Linked DNA regions of Mus musculus: all the other regions are linked to region 3. Evidence: chromatin loops called from intact Hi-C (ENCODE). Cell type or tissue: heart. All regions are shown on one strand. Region 1 overlaps Itpk1 (inositol 1,3,4-triphosphate 5/6 kinase). Region 2 overlaps Itpk1 (inositol 1,3,4-triphosphate 5/6 kinase). Region 3 overlaps Itpk1 (inositol 1,3,4-triphosphate 5/6 kinase).

Region 1 (2,500 bases), 87 kb before region 3:
GCACATTCCGGGGTCACTAAGCAAGGCTAATGATCCTGGAAAGATGGCCACCTGACCAACTGTCACCCTCAGGTCAGCCACCACAGAACCACAGTGTGCCTGAAGCCCAGTTGGGCAGGACAGAAGCCAGAATCCAAGCCATGTGGAAACACCAGTGTGTGCCAGGCCGGGAGTGAGGTGTGAACAGATGTCCTCTCAACCTTCTTACAAGAATGAGGCAACAGTGTGGGAAGCAGCCAAGAACACAGATGCTGTAGACCCGACAGACTGAAAGCCCCTGGTGATAGGACACACTATCCAGCACAGGCCAGCTAAGCCCCACTCTTTTTGCTACAAGCAGTATCTACTAGCAAGTGCAGGTGTATGGGGCTTTGATAAATTGTGTTATGTAGCTTCTGTAAGTGGGGAGGTGGGGAGGTGGGGAGGTGGGGAGGGAGGGAGGGAGGGAGGGAAGAAGGACTGACTGCCCTGTAGAGCTCATGTGTGTGCACTGGGTTCTAGGTCTATGGAAGCAAACAGTCTAGTGAGGGCTGATGATGGAGCTGGGGAAGGCAGAGGCATGGATCACCAGGCTGGGATACACACGAGGACCCCGTGAGAAGTTCCCTCTTTGTAGCTTCATTTCAACCCTCTCTGAACTCAATGCCACTGGATATCCCTGAAAGGTAGGAGGCACTGGTCCCCCCACCCTGCCCACTCTACATAAGATATTCTCTGGTGACAAACTTCCTGTCTCCCCTGGCCTCTGTCCTCCAGACCTCAGAATGCAATGGGTCTTCATGTGCCCAAGGATGGCTGTGGACTGGGAGAGTGCCTGGCGCTGAGATAGCAACAGAGGACGGACATGCGTGCATGCGTGCATGCCTGCATTCGTGTATGTGTGCTTCTGCACATACCTGAATGCTAGATGGCCTCCCTGGGGGGTGATGACCTCGCCTAGGGGTTGACTGTCAGTGACTCAGCAGTGCCCCAATCTGATGGAATCCTAAATTCCATTCTTGGAGCAGCTGTGAGCCAGGCTCTGTGGCAAGCTACACAGCAACTCCCTCGCCCCATAACTGTCAAATTCCCAGCGATTAAAAAGTGGGCAGATGATCAGGGAGGCATAGCAACTGAAGGTGCATGTCAGGCAATGTGTAACACTGCCAGTAGTGCCGGCTGTGTGCTATCCCGAGGCTGGGTTCCCCTCTGTCACAGAGGAGCTATTCGGTGGTGATGGGAAGGGTGCTGCGGCTGCTCTGGAGTCTGCCTGCTTCCTGCCTGGCTTACTCGGGAAAGCACCTTGGGGTGCTGCTGCAGCTGGGAACCCAAGCAGCCAGGATACCCCCACATGGCTCTTGACATTAGCAGACAGCTGTCCTTGCAGCTGATGATGGCTTCCCATGGCAGGGCCAACCCCTGGCACAGACTGTCCCCTGGTGTTCTGATACTGTTTATAGACATTTCCCCGTAAACATCTGCCAGGAGATGAAAATGACCTAGATCTGGAAAAAGTCATGGCGTCTGAGCTTCCATTTTTAGTCTTCTCTCAGGGAGCACTTCTGCCAATAGGGTTATCCGGAAGGCTTTCCCCATGGGGCTACTTAGGTCACCCTGGAGAATGTGGGGCCTTGCTAAGAACACTACAGGGACCTAAGGGTGGTCTGCATAGCCACTGCCCCTCTTGCCTCTAAGTCCTTACATGCTTACTGTCCCCACACCCCCAAAGTGTCTCTCCAGACACTCTGTACTGACATCTGGGCAAGATTCCTTTACACGCAGAGACAGAGGCACCCAGCCATGCAGAAGGAAGGGTCTCAGCACACTGGAGATGTGGGCTCTCTCCTCAAATCTCCTCTGAACCAGTAGGACTGAGACATTCCTCTCAAATGCCTCTTCGGGAGTCCAGCCAGCACCTATCACTGATGGACCCGAGGCCAGGAAACCATGACACATCAATCTGGTGTGCTTTCTGTTGGCTCTGCTACAAACTGCCTATGTGTGTCTACCAAACACATACATGGAGGCCCTTACCCCAGGGGGACGGCATCTGTAGGTGTAAGGCTTGGATGAGGTCTCGAGGATGGATCTCTCTTGAGAGCCCTCGTGACGGTGCGCTATTTCCTCTCAGATGTGCAAAGCGAGTTGTGAGGATATACCAAGAGGGTGGCCTGCGGTACGCTCTTAACAGAAGCAGCTCGTGGCCCTCTGAGCTGCAAGATGCTATCTATGTGTGCCCAGCAGGCAGCTTGCACAGCATCCCGGGCAGACTGAGCCAGGCTCCCAAGGTGGGGGAAGGCAGCCTTAAGAGTAGGGACAGGAAGTTAGGTGAAGTGGGAGACAGGACAGAGCCACAGTGGTTCTTCTGCTGAGCTATACCCCGAGGTGTGGCTACTCAGAGCAGGACAGCGAACAGCAGCAGCATGGCTCTAGCAACAGAACTGAGCAGGGGAACTGAGCAGGGGCTCAGAGAGAGAGATGGGCAGACATGGGGATGATGTGTGGGTAGGAAAGTCTTCCA
Region 2 (2,500 bases), 79 kb before region 3:
CGCTTCCCACTCTTCTACCTCACAACCAGCATGAGGCTGGGATCTCACACAGGAACGACCGCTGGCATCCAGGCCACACAGAGTATCCTGTGCACTCTGCAGGTAACCACAGGGCAGGAGCTGAACCACTCACCAGCTGGAACCTTTGAAAGGGGACCGAATGAGCTAAGCTGGGTTGTCAGGAGTCTGGCGTGCAGCCAGGACCCAGCGGAGGAGACACACTGAGGAGCAGACATGTTCTGAGTCACAGCCATTCCCTGGTCCATGTCCGGGCTCTTACTGGCTTTTCTCAGTCTATTTCTGTTTCCATCTTCACCGTTTTATTTTTTAATAAATGAATCTCCCTTTTTCTTCTCTGCTTTTACAGAACACCGGTACACATGCGATTCCCTATGACCTTGTATCCCTGGTTGCTTGACTGCTGAAATTTCCCCCCAACATGCAGTGACTGGGCTCCAACACAGGGGGGGGGGTGGTCCACGGGAATGGTCTTTTCTCTGGTTCCTCCACACTGTGTCCCCAAGGGATGGAAGCACTACACTGCAGCACCAGCAATGAATGACCGTGCCGTTATGAAAGGACAGGATGAGGAGTGTGGTGAGGAATATCCCATCTCTCTCTAGGATCGTTCACCAGGCCTGACTCAGGGTGAGGCTGGGACAGGTAGCCTTCTGGGGCTTGAGTCCTGCTCAGTAGTCTGGAGTGACAATACAGCACAGCTGCAGGAAGAGAAAATATGCGGTGACATGGATGACACGAAGCTAACCACTCTGGGGTAGTGGGCAGAGCCTGGTGGTCTGTCCTCACCCTTCTCTCTAGTGCGGAGAAGGCACACCAGGCTGTCAGGCCAGGTCAGGCTAGGGAGAACCAGCAGCTCCTATTCCCAGTCACCAGAACTCCCAGGAGAGATGGGCAGCCAAGGCGCAGCAGCCCAGGCTAGAACTCCCTGTTCAGACTCTCAATTCTAATTATACCCTGGATAGACCAGGGAGGGCGCCACAGGAGGCCACACGTGACCAGGCCTAGTGACCATGTCCGTTCTGGTCTATACAGACTCTGCAGGCTCAGTCGGAGCTGGGTAACTCCCTAGACTTCCCAGAGCTTGGGTTTCACAGAGTTCAGCACAACAGGCCATGCCTGTGGCTGCACCCAAGCAGGCTGGCGAGCACACAAATGAGCAACGCACCAGACTACGCTCCCACCTTCCCTGCTCTGAGGGGGGAATCCACAGGAAAAGTGGGTTCCCACAGGCTCGGTGGTGTGACAGCCAGGGTCTGTCAGAACTGGGTGCAGCTTTGCCATTTCTTTCTCCCAAGGTCCCTGAAGTATGGTAGGAAATGGTTTTCATTCAAAGGGGGCGATGAGGGAGGGGGGCGATGAGGGAGGGGGGCGATGAGGGAGGAGGGCAATGAGGGAGGGGCCCATGGTATTGTTAGCACATGACAGTAAGACACAGGATCAAGGTTCTCCCTGACTCCTCTGAAAACAAGCATTGACACGGAACCAGATCTTAGGTCCTCCTCTCTGTGTGTGTTGGACCCTAGGGACTCCTTCCTGGCCTGGGGAACTCTTGCTTGTCACTCAAGCCAATTCTCTTGCCTGGATGGCCTTGCCGGGCACCCCTTTCTGTTCACATGGGAGGAGAACCCTGCTGTTGTGCTTGCCCTAACCAAATGACGCACCCCACTGTCTGACTTGGCTAGGCTCTAACAGGTCAGAGGAGGACCCAGGACACCCAGGTCTGCATCCCAGTCCCACCCCTCACGATCAGCTCATTTGAAACTTTTACTTCTCCGTGCCTCAGTTTCCCTACAATGAGGTCAAGACAAAATCAGTACCCGCTCCTCCGCTCCGGCGTGGAGAGAACGCATTTAAATTATGAAAGAATTTAAATTACAAAAGGGACACAGATTCACCTCTTGCCATCTTTGCTTTAAACTCTTTCTGTTTGGTAAGAGATAAACTGTTAAAGGCATGGAACCTAGTCTACTACCTGGCTTGCAGGGCCTGTTGCCTCAGTGGGAGCTGAAGAGGTGCCCTAGTTCAAGTCCTGATAAGATCATACCAAGAACTGGTTGTAGTGTCATTATTGTGTGCTTGTGTGTTGTACCCATATACACACTGTACATGGAGTGGTGAAGGGGCAGTCATCGTGCCTTCCTCAATCACTTTCCATCTTTTTTTTTTTTTTTTTGAGACGGGGGTCTCTCTCTGAACCTGACTTGCCAGCAGGCTCCAGGGATCCATCTGTCTCTACTTCCTGCCCCCAGTACTGGAGTTAGGGCTGCACACTGCTGTGTCTGCTCTGATGTGGGTGCTGGGGGTCTGAACTTGGGTCCTCATGTTTCTGGAGCACACTGAGCCACTCCCCAGCCATGGCTGCTCTGGCACGGTCAGCCCAGGCTGCTGTGGGTCAAGCCGTCAGCGGGAGTGAGCCATGTTGGAGATGCTCAGCAGAAGGGATCAAATGCTGACTACACACCATAGTGCAGGGACAGGG
Region 3 (2,500 bases):
TTGGAGATGTTTAAACTGTCAGGGTATTTTACACTGGAAAGTCTCTTACTAACGATTCTACAACACCACTGAGCTAAGGAAATGTATGTACAGAACTGTTCCTCCCTCAAAGACTTTTTAATGTGGTCATAAAGCTCTTACACACGTCAGAAGTTTCTTCTGAAGTATATCATTATTGGTTATGAATACATAATTGATCAACACGATCAACATATACTCAAAACTGCACAAGTAACATGCATAAGAGGGAAACTTTATTAGAGAGGCAACTTTGAATAGGCGCATGGGACTTTTTTAAAAAGTCATTTCCTGCATCTGCAGATGAGTCCTACCTACTGACAGAATAAGACAGTTTTAACTGTTTCAGCTTTCAGTTCTCATAGAAACAAGTGTTAAAAAAATCAAGGAGGCAGGGGGATGAATGTCAAATTCACCACCCATGTGCTAGCCAGCTGATAACTCGAGCCGGTCCTCCTTCGGTTTTGTGACCAGCACCATGGGACCACCTCCAGTCATTGTCTCCCAGGGTTATCATGACCAGCTGCCTTCCTTGATGATGAGGGCTGTGTCCTTTGGTCCCACACCGAGGTACAGCTCTGCAGATCATCAGCCTCTGTGTGCCAGGCTCAGTGCCAGTCACGTTACCTGACCTGACTCAGTCCTCAAAAGCCTGGGACAGGCCTGCTGACGATCTCACTGTGCAGACTGGCAGGCTCCTGGCACGGCCCAGGCCACCTTGTTCTTCATCTCCACACACTTCCCTGGCGGGAATGGCTGGGGCAGACGAAGGGATCTGCAAGCTCTCACGGCTGGGCATCATGTGCTCACACCAGCTCAGCTTTAGAATATAAACAGCCACTTCCTGGTACACCACAGTCCCCATAAACGCCCATCACTGATGCCGCCACTGTTGCTAACAGGTAACAGGAAGAGAAATGACTTCCGTGACCTGGAAAAAACGGGCAAGATCTGCCCCGGGTTATTCATGCTTAGGTCCTGAACCCAGGTCCTACATCCACTTAGACAACAGCGAAAGGCCCGCAATGCTAGGGGGAGAGTATCTTATAAGTGGATCATCTGTTAACACAGAAAGGAGACCACACTGCTGTAAACAAGCCAACCCAAACTCAGCCCTAATCCCACCACCCACCAGCTGACCTCTCCGAAAGGCCACAACATCTTGAGCCTCAGTTTCCACATCTCTACAAGAAAGATACCTCTTCCCATATAATCAGGATCTGGTGGATGCTGGGGTGGCTCATACACCCCTAACTCTCTAACTCATTCACGTGTCACCCAGTGACCGGCACCCTGCCTATTTCCAGCTTCCAGGAGCCCACATCCTGGGATGGAGTGAACGAAAGCCGAACCGACTTTGAAAATCCAGCCAAGTGATTTGCTTTCCAGTTTCTGCAGAGTCTCCCCCAGTGTCCTCCAATCTGAAGCTCTCTCGACTCTCCTGGATGCCAGGAGGAGGTGTGGGGACAGGCATTGCCGTTGCCTTTATTTTTAGATGCCCGAGTAGAAAGCGCTCAGTTTGGCTTCACTCCGTGCCCAGACACCACTTCCTCCCTCAAGCCGTCATCCAAATGAACAACAGACACATCTTGAGAGATTTCAGAACCCTTTTGTCTGGCACACTCTACACAATGGCTCCAAGGCTCCTGTCCACCCCCAGTCAGGGAACCGGGAAGCTCTCGGGCTGGCCAGGTATGTGCACGCCTGCATCGGGAAACCCTTTCCTACAGCTGCGAAGTAGAGCCCTCCTGAAGTTGAACAACGAAGACCTCTGAAGGGTGTATGCCCTAGCAGGCTTTCTGGAAACTTCCTCCAGATGTCTGCCTTCAGCCTTGACCTGGTCCCAATCCCAGGCAGCCCTCTGCAGATGCATGAAGACTCAGCCGTCAGAGTAAATCCAAGTGTGGACAGCTTGGTACACAGTCAGGTTCGTCCTGTGCAGGGACGGTGACACAGGAAACCAGGCACAGCTGTGGTGCACATGTCATAACCTACCCCTCACTATGAGTCTATTAATCTGAGTTCACATCTACCACTGTACCATCCGTGGAAAGACATAACCAATGGGGGCCAGTGTCTCTTACCAGAATATCCACAGGTAATCCCGGGCTCGAGCTCTCACAGACAGGCCAAACGTGCCAACCGTTCTGAGATGCCGCTGCTGGAGCCTGGATATCCATCTCAGGGCCGTCTCTCCACTCTCTCTTCTCCCGCCTTCATTCTATCCATACTCGCTTTTCCCTCCCCCTCCTTCCCTTCTTCCACCTACCACTCCTCCCTCTATCCATCCATCCCTCCTTCTTTCCAGCCAATGAGCTCAAGGCTGAGCACAGAGGACAGGGTGACAGCACAGTCACCTAGGCAGGACTGTCCCTTCATCCTTCCTAACACAACTTGTGTTAGGAGTGTCTTGACCTCCGGGACCCCTGGCCCTTCCTACTCGTCACCCACTGTAACTTTCCAAACAGGAACAGCCAGCAGC

What was found. A loop is a pair of places that touch in the nucleus more often than their neighbours do. Peaks named below come from ENCODE experiments on the same cell type or tissue, not always from the same donor. Only the 100,000 strongest peaks of a DNase experiment are listed, where the experiment ranks them.
Region 1: a loop joins it to region 3, with 7 times the contacts of the local background. A loop is called at or near these places in 3 of 42 quality-filtered maps.
Region 2: it touches region 3 in a loop (2.0-fold over the local background); 3 of 42 quality-filtered maps call a loop at or near these places.

What each region holds. Positions count from the first base shown.
Region 1 is chr12:102,585,391-102,587,890 of GRCm38, forward strand. All of the region lies in intron 6 of Itpk1 (inositol 1,3,4-triphosphate 5/6 kinase), which reads right to left. Among named protein-coding and RNA genes, the nearest start is that of Chga, 32 kb to the left of the region's middle. In heart, no CTCF peak of the experiment used is centred here; DNase peaks (open chromatin) are centred at 161 and 1,401.
Region 2 is chr12:102,593,769-102,596,268 of GRCm38, forward strand. The region is part of intron 4 of Itpk1 (inositol 1,3,4-triphosphate 5/6 kinase); the gene reads right to left. Among named protein-coding and RNA genes, the nearest start is that of Chga, 40 kb to the left of the region's middle. In heart, a CTCF peak has its summit at 983; a DNase peak (open chromatin) is centred at 173; H3K27ac peaks cover 924 bases.
Region 3 is chr12:102,672,779-102,675,278 of GRCm38, forward strand. The region is part of intron 2 of Itpk1 (inositol 1,3,4-triphosphate 5/6 kinase); the gene reads right to left. Among named protein-coding and RNA genes, the nearest start is that of Mir1936, 11 kb to the right of the region's middle. In heart, no CTCF peak of the experiment used is centred here; DNase peaks (open chromatin) are centred at 733 and 1,462.